Regions from separate parts of the Homo sapiens genome. Here region 2 is linked to region 1. The links are chromatin loops, found by intact Hi-C in ENCODE. Cell type or tissue: PC-9. All regions are shown on one strand.

Region 1 (8,000 bases):
TCGCTTCTCTTTGGTTAAAAAGTAAGAACAAAGGGAGCTTCCTTCTAAACAATAAGCGTGGTCTGGCTGTCGTGAATATTAGTCTTGGGCCCTCCGTCATCTTCCAGGCCGTGGTGGGGGCGCCAGACTGCTGGGTCCTCGCGGTGGGGACAGCCGGAGGTGGGTGGTTCTGGGACCCGCTTCCCCCTTCTGCCTTGGCAGCTGCTGATGCCCTTTTGGGAACCTAGTGCCACTGCTGGGTGCACCCCTGGGGAATAAGGTCGAGTGGATCTCACACTTGCAGGTAGATGAGGGTTGACCACTCCTGTCACCTCCTTGCACTGCAGTGGAATCTGCTGAGAAAGTCGGTGGCAGCTGTGTAACTGTGGCAGGCACCGTGGAACACTTTCTCCTTCAGACAGGGGGAAACTGCGGCTTCTGGAACTCTGATTTTGAAGAGTGCCCCCTCCTCTCCACCCTCCTGGAATGGAGGGCCAGGTCCTGGGAGGCAGCTGACCCTGCTGCACTCCTGCCTGTACACCTGTCTGCCTGGGCTCCTTAAGGCCAGCCTGGTAGCTTCCTGGCCCTGTGCTAAGGATGTCTGGTCCACATCCCCATTCCCACCACTGGCCCATCCTAGGGCTGGAGGACCCAGGGTGAGACTGGCAGCTGAAGACCTCCCCAAGCTCAAGGTTTGCTGCCACCTCAGCCACTGACTGGAAGGGCCCAGTGCAGTTTGTGTCCAAGAGCAATTCTCCAACACCCAAGCACCCAAAGGCTCAGACATCTCCCTCCTCAACCCTAGCAGAGATGCTATGGATTCTTCTTCTTCATTATTGTCCTGAAGTTTGCTTTTATTACAAAGAACATCAACACCCATTTCTCATTTAATCTAACAATCTCATTTAATTTAACAGTCCTTTAAAAGGCCTCAAGAGTCCACAGTGCATTTTTTCCTACAGTTGTAGAATGACTAGTGGTCTTGACTCAGATAGCTAGGTCAGGGCTGAGTGTCAAACCAAGCTCAGTCTCCCTTCCAAGGCCATGTCCCTCCCTGGCCTTCAGGGATGCCTCAACCCCCAGCAATGCTTTAACTCTCCATAAGGCAACCCTCCACAAAGCCTCAGCCTTTACTGGGGTTTAGGCAGGTCTGTGGGCCTCTCAGAGAGTGTCCCTCCTGCCCTTAGAAGCACCTGCATGGCTGGAAGGCTCAGGGCCCACACAGCTGGATGGACTAGTCCTCACCCTGCCACCCCCATCCCTCACCCACACCACACATACTTTTCCAGGAGGGCAAAGAGAAATCCCTCTTAGAAGTCTGGAGTTCCCACATGATAAGAGCAGTCACTGCTCTAAGCGTTTCACATGTATTAGCTCTCCAGCCTCACAACAGGCTCTGAGGAAGACAGCATGAATCATCTCTATTTTGTGGCTGAGAAACCCAAAGCACAGACAGAAAGCTGATGTGTAAATGAGCATCAGGATTCAACCCCTCCCTCCAGCTCAAAGGCCACTTTCACAATTTGAGAATTAGGAAGGTGCTAAGCATTGCCTTCTGAGACTTCTCTTCCAAAAATTTATCTTGTGATTTTTTGTGACCAAGGCCTCTTCTCTACCTCATTTCTAGATTAACTCATGGAGGGGGTTGGGAGAGCCACCCTCAGGAATGTAGGGTAGGAGAACTGCTCTGCCGAAGCATGTGGGAAGGGTCTCAGGGCCTGAGGCCAGAATGTCAGAAATATCAGTGCAGCTGCTGATCCTGGAGACCCTAAGAGACAAAGCCCAGTCCCTCTCTGACCATTGCAATCCACTGAGGCCCTGAGAACATTTCTGGAAAGGAGCAGGACTCACCAAGGTCACCCAGGCAGTTTTAACCTCTTAGGTATGGCCCCTTCACATAGCCATCAGCCCTCTTCCCACGAAAATGCAGAGGCAGAGAAGTTGGCCTTCAGTTCCCAGATCCCCCACACCCTTGGAGCCACCATACTCCAGGCACAATTCCCTGAGCCATTTCATAGAGTACCCTTTACCAGGGTATTTTCCCTTACATGGCTGCTACCCCCTTCAAATTGACCTCCAGGATTGATTGGTCCAAGGGGCAAAACCCAAGAGTCTGGCCAGGCCTGGTCACACCTGCAACCTGGCTGGGGACATCCTTTATGTTCTGCATGTGCCTCCATCCAAACCTCTAGGCTCTGGACCTGCATCAGGGAGAGAATCACCCCGCTGGGGTTTCTCCTGTAAAAGACAGGACTCGGCTTGGGCTGACCTTCCTTTGGGATAAAGGAAACCCAGAGTCCAGGGAACTGTCCTGTTATTATCACTGTATTACAACATTGCTTCATTTACATTATTGAGAAGAGATTGGAGTGGGGTCAGGGGAGGATATGTTTTCAGGATCTTTTGTTTGTTTTTAATAGATTTTGTCCAGGCACAAATCCTTTCCAAGCACTGGGCTATCCAAGGGCCAGACAAACCTGACCACCTTGCTCCCCCTACTCCCAGTCCCCTGCCATGGGGCACCATCTCCACCCTCTTCCACCCCTGCACTGTAAGAGGGAACCTGCCCACTGCAGCGCCTGTCAGGGCCACCCAACAAGGGCAATGCAGGACCACAAATCTGGGTGGAGGCATCATTTCGGGCTGTGGAGTAGTAGAGGACAACTCGATGGTCCCAAAATTCTTCCTCCAGGGTGCGGGTGTCTCTCTGTCTCTGTGTGCTCTCTGACCCTGTGTCTCTCTCAGTTCCCAAGCTGAGGAGGCCAAAGCCCCTTCCCCTCTCCTGGGCCCGGAAGACGGAAGACTCGGTGGCGCCTAATAAGGAGTAGAGGAGTCGGTTTACCAGGTGTGGGATGAGAGAACTGCCCCGACGCCCCCTTTCCCCACCCCAGGCAAGGAAGTCCAGCTGGTTGGGCTGGCTTAGCCTCTCCCTCCCGTGAAATGGAAAACTCTCTCTATGCGGAGTTCTGGGGACTGACTTGCCTAGAGACCCCTCCTGGCCCAGACTAGTCCCCACTCCCCTCCTACTGAGCTTCTGAGCGTCCGACGAGGCACAGTCCCTCCCGTCGTGCAGCGGGAAAACGGACTCCCCGAGAGGTTGAGGAATTTGCTCAGAGTTACACAGTGGGGAAGAGGCCAAGCCAGGATTTTAACGCAAGTTGTCCAGACTCCAAGGGCCAGATTCTCCTCTGACATTAACGCCGTGCCCCAGGACCATGGACTGCTTTCCCTAACACCCAGACAGAAAACTGCGATGCCTTGGGTATGATTGAAAGACCCAGATAGGGATCCCCCTTCCCAAGTGGGTTGGGCGGATGCGGCCGCTGTCCCCGCGGGCGGTGAGCGACGCGCGGGAGCCAGGTGAGGTTGGTATCCGGGGAGCAAGGCACGAAGGCCGGGTGGCTCACCGGGAGGGGCCTCAGGGCGCCGCGACGTGGAGGGACTGCGCGATCCCAGCCCAGAAGCCTGGCGGTGAGTCTGTGCGGGTGAGTTTCAGAGGGTGGGGGAGCGGCTATCAGGGGCGTGTTGCAGCGGGAGGAGGGTAGGACGGATGCCAGCCCAGAAGCCAGGGAGCCGCTGGCTCAGGACTGAAGCACGCGCCACAGGTTGGGCTCCGGCCGGGAGTATCAGTCCCTCCCCTTGCCCCAGGTGCTGCCTGGAGCCCCTTGAGGGTCCCTTTCCATCCTGGGAGCTGGTCGGCCGCCTTGTCCTTTCTCCGCGGCCCCTTTCTGCGCCCTCCGCCCCTCGCCGCCTCGGTGACAAAGCGCAGCTCCCGAACTGCTGTCTTGGTGCGCCCCCCACTGCCGATCGCCAGAGGCGGAAGTCGCGGCGAGTCCCAGCATCCTTGCTGGCTCGGATCCCGCGGCTCTGCCCGGAGCAGCGGCCCCAATCCCCCATCCCCAGAGGGCAGCCTGTTCCACCAGGCCCTATGCGCCCGCTCTCTGAGCTGGACCCTAAGCGGGATGGGTGATAGGTCAGAGCCACTTAACCTCGGCTTCTCTAGACAGTGATTAACCGCGGTGGGGCGGGAAGTATCAAGCAGTTCTCCTGCGAGCTCCTTCCTCCCAACCCCACCCCACCCCGCCCTGTCGTTTGAGAGGAAACGCTGAACACTTTCCCCCAAACTCCCCCCGCCACCACATATCAGCCAAGGTCTGGATAAGGAGAGTCTCATGGGTGAGAGTGCCTGGTCAGCCTATATGTTCAATCATGCCACCAACACACTAGTAGGCCCCATTTGTTGTGGCTCAGGAAGTCCAGGCTGTGGGAAGCCCCTGGACTCTCCTATCTCTGTAGCTCCTTGGACTCTTTCTTGGGCCTCACTTACGTCTGAGGACCATTTCTAATAAGACAGCCTTACAGCAACTCTTCTCAGATTCCCTATGACAGTGATTGTGGTCCCCACGTCACCTGGGAACTAACTAGAAATGCAATTCCTGAGGCCCCACTCTGGACCTATTGAATCAGAAATTTTGGGGGTGGGCCCAGCAATGTTTTAACAAGCCCTTCAAGTGATTCTAATGCACACTCAAGTTTAAGAACTGCAGCCCTACGAATTTCATTATTCGACTTGATAAGTTTCTGTGATTCTCCATTCTGCCTGGAATGGCTTTATTTTTTTTTTTATGTTATTTGTTTGAGATGGGGGTCTCACTGTATTGTCCAGGCTGGTCTCGAACTCCTGGGCTCAAGCATTCCTCCCACCTTGGCCTCCCAAGTGCTGTGATTACAGGCATGAGCCCCTGCACCCAGCCTGGAATGGCTTTTTGAAAGTGTATCTTTAAAAAAAAAAAAAATCCCTAGTACAGATTTATGCATCTGTTACCCCCTGCTCCTTCCACCTTATCACCTCCATGTAGATCTTTGTGCACTAACTTATTACCTAATGATGCCATTATCTAACTTAGCTTCTCACTCACCCTCTCATTCATCCACTGCCTAAGGACATGGAAATCCTCACTCTGTGACAGCAGGTTAGAAACTGCTCTGGAACTGCAGGAGCTGGAGGAGGGTGGAAAACTTGCCCTACCTAGAGATTTCTTTCACAAAAGGGGACCAGAGGCCTTGAAATATGATTGGCTTGCTGGCTCTAAAATGGAGAAGGCCAGGCATGGTGGCTCACGGCGGTAATCCCAGCACTTTGGGAGGCCGAGGCGGGCAGATCACCTGAGCTCAGGCATTCAAGACCAGCCTGGCCAACATGGTGAAACCCTGTCTCTATTAAAAATGCAAAAATTAGGCAGGCATGGTAGTGGGCACCTGTAATCCCAGCTACTCGGGAGGCTGAGGCGGGGAGAATTGCTTCAATCAGGGAGGTGGAGGTTGCAGCCAAGATCATGCCACTGCACTCCAGCCTGGGTGACAGAGCTAGAGTCTGTCTCAAAAAGAAAGCAAATGGTTTTAGTAGGAGCCAAAAGGGCCTCAGCCATGTAGCTGTAGATATAGATGCTTTTTCATTCAGTCATATTTTTCTAGTATCAGGCTTACTCTGGGATGCTATTTGATAAGTTAAAGTTACAGCAAATGTTGTAAATTAGGCAGTATGGGGCCAAGGTGCCACCAAGAATACCCGAGAGTAATACCCTATATCCAAGAATAAAGATACCTACAAATATCTTCTGTGTACTGGATAGCACACATGTATTATGGCACTTAATTCTTACAACTCCAGCAGGTAAGAGACTACATAATTATCATCCCCATTCTATGGATGGAGAAGCTAAGTCAAAGAAGGGTTAAATGCTTGCTCAGGATCACATAGCCTATTAGTGGCAGAGATGAAATTTGAATCCTAGCAGTGTCATGCCAGGAGCCAGGCTCCTACTCATTAGGCTCAGTCCCTGCCTGTGACTACCGTGTGATCTCAAAAGATAGATTTCATTTCCAAAGGTGACCAAACTAGTTGAAGCCCTGGAAGAACACTGGAACTTCTTCTAGGAGAACTACTATCAGTATTAATAATAATTAACAGTTAGATGGTCTCTTCCAAGTAACATTTTCACACTCACTGACCCATTTGATACAATAGTCTTATCAAATGGAAAGAGCAGCTATTATTATAATCCCCACTTTACAGATGAGGAAGCTGAGACCCAGAGAGATTAGGATCACTCAGCTAATACATGGCAAATCAGGGAACACCGTTACTCCTTTTGACTACGTTGTCTCTGTTTCTTATTTTTCTTTCATTTCCACTTCAGACACATATTCACAGATCATCATATTAATCCTTAACTTCCATCTATTACTTTAGGCTGCTCAGGTGGACTTCTGTGTCCAGCAGTTTTCTTGTTTGTTTGTTTTGTTTTGTTTTGTTTGAGACAGAGTCTCGCTCTGTCACCAGGCTGGAGTGCAATGGCATGATTTTGGCTCACTGCAACCTCCACCTCCCATCTTTAAGCAATTCTCCTGCCTCAGCCTCCCAAGTAGCTGGGACTACAGGTGTGCACCACCACCCCTGGCTAATTTTTGTATTTTTATTTTTTATTATTTATTTATTTATTTTTTGAGACAGAGTTTTGTTCTTGTTGCCCAGGCTGGAGTGCAATGGCACGATCTCAGCTCATTGCAACCTCCGCCTCCCGGCTTCAAGAGATTCTCCTGCCTCAGCCTCCCAAGTAGCTAGGATTACAGGCATGCGCCACTACACCCGGCTAATTTTTTGTATTTTTTTTAGTAGACACGGGGTTTCTCCATGTTGGTCAGGCTGGTCTTGAACTCCTGACCTCAGGTGATCCACGTGCCTCGGCCTCCCAAAGTGCTGGGATTACAAGCGTGAGCCACCGCACCTGGCCTATTAATTTGTGTATTTTAGTAGAGATGGGGTTTCACCATGTTGGCCAGGCTGGTCTTGAACTCCTGACCTTGTGATCTGCCTGCCTCATCCTACCCAAGTGCTGGGATTACAGGCGTGAGTCACCATGCCCGGCCATGTCCAGCATTTTATTAGCTCCTCTCCAGGTTCCTAATAAAGTTGGAGGGGCCAGAATTGTTCTTTTCAGTTTCCAGTTGAGGAAGCCAAGATTCAGAGAGTTCAGAGGACTTGGCCAAGTTCACAGAGCCATGACAAGAATCAGTCTCAGACTCTTCATGGAGCAAGAGTATGAATTTTGTAAAGAATTCTACAGAATGAATAAATTATTCTTAGTCCCTGCCTCATCCTTGAGGCCTGGAAATACTGATAGATGCACAAACAAAAGGCAGATGGTTGTGAAATGCTACCAACACTTTTAATTACACATGGCGTAACGTTTTTGTTTTTGTTTTTGTTTTGAGATGGTGTCTTGCTCTGTCACCCAGGCTGGAGTGCAATGGCATAATCTTGGCTCACTGCAATCTCCGCCTCCTGGGTTCAAGTGATTCTCCTGCCTCAGCCTCCCGAGTAGCTGGGACTACAGGCACGCACCACCGCACCTGGCTAATTTTTTTTTTTTTTTGAGACAGAGTCTTGCTCTGTCACCCAGGCTGGAGTGCAGTGGCACAATCTCGGCTCACTGCAAACTCCGCCTCCCGGGTTCAAGCAATTCCCTGCCTCAGCCTCCCCAGTAGCTGGGATTACAGGCGCCTGCCACCATGCCTGGCTAATTTTTGTATTTATTTTATTTTTTTTTTTAGAGACAGAGTTTCACTCTTATTGCCCAGGCTGGAGTGCAATGGTGCAATCTCAGCTCACCGCAACCTCCGCCTCCCAGGTTCAAGTGATTTTCCTGCCTCAGCCTCCCAAGTAGCTGGGATTACAGGGATGCACCACCATGACCAGCTAATTTTTTTTTTTTTTGTATTTTTAGTAGAGATGGGGTTTCTCCATGTTGATCAGGCTGGTCTCGAACTCCTGACCTCAGGTGATCCACCTGCCTTGGTCTCCCAAAGTGCTGGGATTACAGGTGTGAGCCATTGTGCCCAGCACTAATTTTTGTATTTTTAGTAGAGATGGGGTTTCACCATCTTGGCCAGGCTGGTCTTGAACTCCTGACCTCGTGATCCACCCCCCTCGGCCTCCCAAATTGCTGGGATTACAGGCG
Region 2 (8,000 bases), 690 kb before region 1:
TAAGGGGTTCTGGGAGCTGAATTACCTACATTATTCTCCAAACTTGACTACAAATGGCCTTTGGCTCCTCAGTGATAGTTACCACCCTTAGTGATCTTCCATAGAAGTCCAGGTATTTTCCAAAGGTGTTTTCAATAGGAAGTCCAAAATGTTTTTGAGTAATAAAATGGCAGTGCAGTAGAGTAAGTACATATATCCTCCTAAGATGGCAGCATTAAAGGGAATAACCCTATTTTTAAAAATATATGTCTGGCATTTGTCTTTAGCTAGATTGTAGTCAGTCACTGTGTGTTGGTAAAGCACTGTGTTCACGATGGATGTCATGTTGTGTTCCAAGGGATGCTAGACTTGTGCTTACTTACAGAGAAACTAACTCACCATTGTCTTAGCAGAAAACAAATTAAAGCAGCTTTATGCGGATTTGCCCAGAGAATGCACACATTACCTTACTGGATTCATAAAAATGAGAAGAAAGTTTTAATGGCATTCATTTTTCTAGGTACCTTCATATGACAGCAAATTGAAATAGCATTAGCTGCCTTCTTGCTGGCTTCAAATTACAGAATGACTCAGTTGTCTAAATAATCATTTTAAAAAATCAGCCCCTTTTCTGACTTTCCCATGAGAAGCAGCTTTAGAAAAATGAAAATATACTTCATGGGTACTAATTCATTTTCTCTTTCACTTAACTTTGTGAGAGATTGTGAAAAGTTTTTATGCTCTTATTATAGTGAACAAAAATTGTATGAAATGTTCAGTTTCTGAAATACCTAATTGTCAGAGCATTTCTGAATTTGGCTGCAGACAAATGGTCAACATTGTCCTTAAGGGCCTATTAAGATTGTGAGCTGGGCACACTGGCTCACGCCTGTAATCGCAGCACTTTAGGAGGCCGAGGCGGGTGGATCATGAGGTCAGGAGTTCAAGAGCAGCCTGGCCAAGATGGTGAAACACCATCTCTACTAAAAATACAAAAATCAGCCGGGCATGGTGGCGGGCGCCTGTAATTCCAGCTGCTCGGGAGGCTGAAGCAGAGAATTGCTTGAACAAGGGAGACAGAGTTTGTAGTGAGCCGAGATGGCGCCACTGCACTCCAGCCTGGGCGACAGAGCAAGACTCGGTCTCAAAAGATTGTGATACAGCTGCCAGAGGAGAAAATGATCATGAAAACTGTCCCACCATTTTCAGTCCCCGTCCCCATCCCACAAGAATACAGTAAAGGTGGCATTTCTTGTGCCCAAGTATAAGGCCCACTCATAATTTGTGAGTGAACGTTAAACAACACTTCATACTCAAACTAATTCATTTCTGTTTCTTCCATTAACCCTGGACAAGCCCATCCCTGCCAGATGGGTTGCATTTTACATCTCCCTCAGTCTCATAGTGCTCAAAAATTGGTTCAGACCTTTCTCAGGTTTAAGGTTAGCCACTAAATCATGTCACTGTGGTGTTAATTTCCTTCCCTGTGCTGACGATATGCAAATACGTTTGGCCTAATCCTCATCACCTGTCCTCTCCTAGTGTGCCAAGTCTGCAAGCAGGCGTTGGTGGGACAGGGCTGGGGGGCTGCAGGGGGAATGGAGCAAGAGGAATGACTGTAAATGTTGGCGGCGCCAGCCCAGCCATGCTCCCATCCGTTGGCAGCCCAACATCTGCTGGGAAGTGTGCAGTTCCATCCAGTCAGCCACAGCCTCCCAGTAGGAGATAAGCCGGATGAAGGAGGCTGAGTCTGGCAGCGGATTCCAGGCCTGATAGAATAATGTCTGACATTCAACTCTGCAAAGTTGGGATAGAGTGTGTGGAGACGATCCCACAGGAGCCACCAGCTGGCCTGTTTTAACTTTGGCTGTTGACAGTTCATGCCGAGAGCACTTGTTTCTGAATTCAACAAATCTGGAAACTCGACGTTTTAATTTCGGGTTTTCGTTTGGAAGAGTCATTTTACTGGAACCCAAACCCTTGCAGACATTACCCTAAGGACATGCTGGTCTTGTCTATACCACTGAGTAGAGAAGACTAGAAAAACCTCCAACACCAAATGGCTGTCCTTGGGAAAAGCAGCAGTCAGTTATGCTAAACAACCACAGAAGGCATGGTCTTAGAATGTCACCAGAGTCCCCAGGGAGCTGCTGAGGCTCATCTGGAGACTGCCGCCAACAACCACAGCCTGGGTTCTTGCCTCCAGACCACGGCCTCCTCATAACTCCCTTCGGGTCCTTAAAGAGACCCTGTTAAATGATTAAAATGCTGTGGAAGGAAATTTTAACATATGCAATATCTGATTCTTTTCATCATCATATCACTTCCCATTTCTTCCACTTATCCTGGCTTCTAGGCGAATGTTGATCATAATGTTTTACTGCCAGGGTGAGGAACTTTGAGGAGACGGCTCTGGCACCTCTGTGAGTTGTTAGAAGCATGTATCTCTGGGTGCTCCAGGAGGTTTATGAGTTACCTGGCACAGATTAAACTCAATAAAAGGAAATATTTTGGTCAAATGCTTCCTCTTTTAAATTAATACTCTCTTGACTATTATGCAAAAAAAAACCCATTATTAAAAGCTGTTAGTACTTTTGCTGACTTGAAAATATTAGGAAAAATTTTCCTATTAAAAGTTATTTTGCTGACTTTAAGTTATTTGGTTATTTTGCTGACTTTAAGAATATTTTATAAGGCCTGGCGCGGTGGGTCATGCCTGTAGTCCTAGCACTTTGGGAGGCCGAGGCGGGCGGATTGCCTGAGCTCAGGAGTTCGAGACCAGCCTGGGCAACACCGTGAAACCCCGTCTCTACTAAAATACAAAAAATTAGCCAGACATGGTGGTGTGAGCCTGTAGTCCAGTCCAGCTACTCAGGAGGCTGAGGCAGGAGAATTGCTTGAACCTGGGATGCAGAGGTTGCAGTGAGCTGAGATCGTGCCACTGCACTCCAGCCTGGGCGACTGAGTGAGACTCCGTCTCCAACAAAAAAAGAATACTTTATAACCAACATAAAATGTGGTTCGAAAAGTACCATCTAAATGAAAATCAGACCTTATTTATTTGTTCTGTTTGTCTTCAATGCACTTCCTCATTTTTATCTTTATGTATTTCTTTCTGTAATGATTTATATCCATTTCATCCAAAAAGTTTAAAACACAATATAAAATGCCCTGTAAAAATTTATACTAAGTTCCCTAAAACACTTAAGAAATTCACTGAATTTTTCTAGGCATACACTTCATTCATTCGAATGAAAACTTGGCTGAGGAAATCATAGAGTTCGTATAACTGACTTCTAATTTCTTCTTCCTTATACCTAGGCTTCTAAAGCCCAGGTGTGATATAAATTCTTTTTTTAAAAAAATACTTTTCTATTTTTGTAGAGACAGGATCTCACTACATGGCTGATCTTGAACTCCTGGTCTCGAGCAGTCCTACCACCTCGGACTCCCAAAGCACTGGGATTGCAGGCTTGAGCCACCATGCCTGGCCAGAAATTGCATTTTTAAGTGAACAGTTCAGAGCCCTGTATTTTTCATGGATTATTTTAAGAATTACGATGATGATGAAGATGATATAATCCCTAACACTGCAACCCATTATGAAGTTACCAGGGGCCCTCCAAAATTTTGCTATCAAGGCAACATCCCTTAAACAAGTTAACAGAGATGCTCTTTTTCAGTGAGTCTTCTGGAAGAATCGATGCCAGTCTGCCCTTATGACAAACATATTTCTTAATGAGATCTGATTTACGAAGTTTTGACAATTATGCTTTTCCCCTCTCTTACTGCCACTTTAAGAAAAATCATGCTGGTAAGCTACACTACAAAACTTCTGGCCTGCAGAGGGCTCTATAATACCATATTTTCCTAGACAACACTTGTAAAAAGGAAAAAAAAAAAAAAAGATACTTGCTGGAAGGGGGAAGGGGAAGCCCAGAGGCTTTATAATGCTTCCAGCAGGCAGTCTGGTTGCAGTCTGGTAAACAGACTAGGAATTGTGGGCAAAGCCCTTTTCCTTGAGTTTTCCACCAACCATGAGATCAGATGACTCTGTCCGGACTCATTACTTTAATAGCCTACAGCTAGTTCACATAGCAGCAGGAGTCCACCAAAAAGGCATTTAATTATTGAAACTAAAACTGGTACTTGTAACTGCCGGTTAGTAGTAGTCAGATTTTTTCAGTATTTCAAGTAATTTATAAAGCGCTTACACACATAAATAGAAAGCTTTAAATGCTGGTATTCCATAAAAAGTAAATAAAATATATTTTTGTGCATTAAGACTTAATTAAGTGGCATGATTTCATGTCACAAATTTAAAACGGGCAGGTGAGACTTGCCAACATTACTACAGCTGTGTTTTACATTAGGAAATTAATTAAAATGGTCGTTTATGCTTTTTTCCACTTACGGGTATTTAGACCTCTCTATTACACCATATATTTTCCCTTCAATCATTATATTATGGTAATTTATCTTAGCAGGTGATATCTTACTCTGTTGTCGGCGGAAGTGGGGAGCATTAGTCAACTAAAAAATTTGTGCTGGGCTACTGAGGCAGATCAGACAGCTGGAGGCACTTGCTGCTGGCCAGGAAAGAAGAGGGTCTTATTCACATGCTCCCCTTTTATCCCATCTTAGCAGAATTTATTTTCTATTTCACTAGAACAAAGTTTTTTCTGATGTCAGGATGGGAAGCAGAGGAAAGCAGAAAAATGTTTGACACGCCATATGACACATCGTCATATAGACTTAGCTGTTACATGAGACCTTATTTTTGAAGCCAACCTGCTTACACAGTTCAGTTATGGAATGTGCAAAACCTAAAACCAATTAAAACATGCCCAAGTGAATAGTTGATATGCAGTTTGTAATGCAAATAAATAATGTCCTGATTTTATATATCAAAGCTAAATAAAGACTCCCTTGAGATATCAAGAACAAATCGATCACTCTGTACTTATTTACTGCAGTTATTTATGTTAACAATTATAATAAAATTATGACTTGATGAAGTTTTAATGATGTAAGTAATTTTGCTCCCCAAGAGGCATCAGTTGCCAAATGAAGCTGAAGTTTTAAGGAACGCTAAGGACTCACTGTACTAAAACATCACCATAGTGCCTTTAATATTGGATGTACCTTACAATAATGTGGATTAGTTTTGGGTCAGGGCCAGGAGCTTTTGGTTCCTCAAACACCAAAGGCACTTCCCTTAAGGCATTCACTCCTGTAAGAGAGTCCCTTTAGCTTGGATTCTAAGGGTAGCAATGAAGGAGGATTCCAAGGTGCAAGCAGTAATACAACTTGCACACAGAGTAAACTCCACAAGTTGTTGATTGTAAAGTTGTTTGGAAACCAGGATTGAATTTGCCTCTACATACATTGTCATTAGTGATATTTAGATTTAGAGCCAGTTCCCAGCTAGTACTTTTTGAAATGATTACGTATTAATTATTTAATAAATGGTGTGGGTAGAATTGGACTGCTGGTCCAATCTTCCTTGGCGTTCCAGAGCACTCCTGTAGTCAAATAGCACAAAACTGAGCTTGCTCCTTCCTTTTGTAACCATAAGTCACCCCTCTTTTGTATGACTTCACCCAAGCAAATTTGGCACTATTGTATTGATTATAAATATGTTATTTCCTGTTGCTACCTTATCATCGTAAAATGCATCCTCATGCTTGTTCTGTGTTATCCAGCTCTGATAGTTACATTTTTGACAAGATAAGCAGCTACTGAGCTTTAAGGCATTGTAGACATGCTTGCATTTTCCGTTTACCTTTGAAAAATTAAATGACTTTTCTTTAACTCTCATCACAGGTTTTAGCATGAATGACTTATGATCTTTATTCCTTATTGGTTTATTTCTCCAAATTTTCCCATTTTAGTTTCTATTCACAATGGGGGGCCAGGTTCAAAATATTTTTCTCTCCTAAGAGCTCAAAAATCATAATTCTTCAAAATATCATTTTACATTTCATGCTAATGAGATAGTCTACACACCTATGTTGAGCATTTCCTCTCCTAAGAGCTCAAAAATTGTAATTCTTCAAAATATAATTTTACATTTCATGCTAACAAGATAGTCTACCCACAGGTGTTGAGTATTTAAAGTTGCCCATTACTAGGACCTGTGTTTCAGTGCTACCTTCATCACTTAGTAAGCAAGGGACCTTCAGTCAGCCTCTTAACTTTTAAGAACCATGATACTTTGCATGCTTGAAAGCACAAATCTGAAGACAAAGGACTAGGCCAGATAACATCACAAAGTCCCATGTTTAGGTTATTGGTGTTAATGAAACTTAGGCTGTATTTCTTTTCAACAATCAATGTCATTTCCCATATTTAAGCAGCAATTTAGTATAAGCTCACCAAATTTTGTTTTAAATCTCACTAGCTGATTTTTTTTTTCTCTTATCACCACTGTTTTCTCTTCTCCTTAATTCATTTTGGAAAGAGGGAGTGAACAGGACATGTATAGTCAGATTGTTCAGAGAAATGGAAATTTGCACAGGTGGTAAAAATTGCCACAAGCACAGTTAATGAAGCAAGCACGTGGCTACTTGCAACTCTGCTCTCAAATTTTCTGTATAACTCTGCAGCAATATGTGCTCAATAACTGCCTGACTGTGTGCAAATAACACATGGAAAAGTTGAAATACTAGAAAATATTGACATCCATTCTCCAGCTAGATTTTATCTAAAAACTACTCATTTTCCTCCTTTGCTCAAGATGGTACAAAGATGCCTACAACATGAACTCTGCCCTCCTAAGTCTCTGATATAGTCAGTGAGGTGATACTAATATATATGGGCAATTATAAAATAAGTGCTAAACCTCGTGATTTTTCTTAGAGTTGCAATTGTTGTTCACACAAAGAGATAAATGTTGGCTGGAGTGATGATGAAGATGTAACTCAAGCCAGAGCTTGAAGGGTAATCAGGATTTTTTTTAAAGGGGCATTTGAGCTTAAAGGAAAAAAACGAATAATTAAAGTGCAGTATAAAAGTTTTACATCCTTTGTATTAGGATGGGTTTGATTATACTGCAGTAACAAATCCCCAAATTTCAGTGACTTAACACAACAGGAGTTTATTTTTTGCTTACTCTGCGTGTCCACCATGGTTCATTAGAGAGGCCCTGCTCCTTCACTCAGGAACCTAGTCTGATAGAAGCTTTATCTCAACCCACATTCTGTAATCACTATAGCAGGAAGTGCCACTGTAGTTCATCATCGCTTGTGCATTCTCTAAATCAAGTCATCTGCCCGTATGTAACCTCAAGGGGAACAAAGAAGTGCAGTACCATCATGTGGCCCAAAAGTGGAGAGTCAGAAATATGTGGGAAAGAGCATCAGTGACTGCCACATCTTTCTGTGTAATCTTTAGCCAGAATACAATGCTTAGAGTAAATAAAACGGTCTATGCAAACTTGTCATAGCATGAAAATCTCCAGCTTACCTTCCAGGGATCTTAAAATAGCTTGCTTGGCTTCTGAATACTGGTATACATGTTGCTAGCCTTCTTTGCAGTACTTTTCCCCACTCGCAGGTACCCTGACCAGTGTCTCAGCAAACATCAAAAGTCTGCAAAGACCATGTAGAAGAGCTCCATTGCCTGTTTCCACCTAAAACTCTCCCTCCTGTTCTCATTTGCTGGAAGGGCCATAAGTGTGTTCAGGTGGTAAATCTTAAATTGTCTAAACTCCGTGGTTCTCAAACCAACAGCATCAGGATCACCTGGGAACTTGTTAGACATGCAGATTATTAGTTGCCACCCTAGACCTACTGAGTCAGAACTGTGGTCTAAGCTAATGGAAGCAGTTGGTTCCTCATGCCAGTGATTGATGTAAACAATATTGTGATATAGTTCTAGCCAGTGAAACCTGAGGAGAAATACGCCAGAGTTGAGAGTGAGGAGAGGCACGCTGGAACAGGTCCTCATTGCCTTTAGAGAAGACTGTGCCTCCATGGAAAGCAAACTCAGGATGTTACCTAATGCCACTTAATGAAATG

The links. A loop is a pair of places that touch in the nucleus more often than their neighbours do. Peaks named below come from ENCODE experiments on the same cell type or tissue, not always from the same donor. Only the 100,000 strongest peaks of a DNase experiment are listed, where the experiment ranks them.
Region 2: a loop joins it to region 1, with 12 times the contacts of the local background. A loop is called at or near these places in 4 of 110 quality-filtered maps.

Annotation. Positions count from the first base shown.
Region 1 is chr7:27,231,298-27,239,297 of GRCh38, reverse strand. No RefSeq gene overlaps it. Among named protein-coding and RNA genes, the nearest start is that of EVX1, 7.5 kb to the left of the region's middle. In PC-9, a CTCF peak has its summit at 3,744 (motif pointing left); a DNase peak (open chromatin) is centred at 3,537; H3K4me3 peaks cover 891 bases; H3K27me3 peaks cover 336 bases.
Region 2 is chr7:27,917,222-27,925,221 of GRCh38, reverse strand. The region is part of intron 2 of JAZF1 (JAZF zinc finger 1); the gene reads left to right. Among named protein-coding and RNA genes, the nearest start is that of TAX1BP1-AS1, 180 kb to the right of the region's middle. RefSeq lists an enhancer at 2,016-2,065. In PC-9, CTCF peaks have their summits at 3,627 and 3,827 (motif pointing right); DNase peaks (open chromatin) are centred at 3,931 and 7,231; H3K27ac peaks cover 318 bases.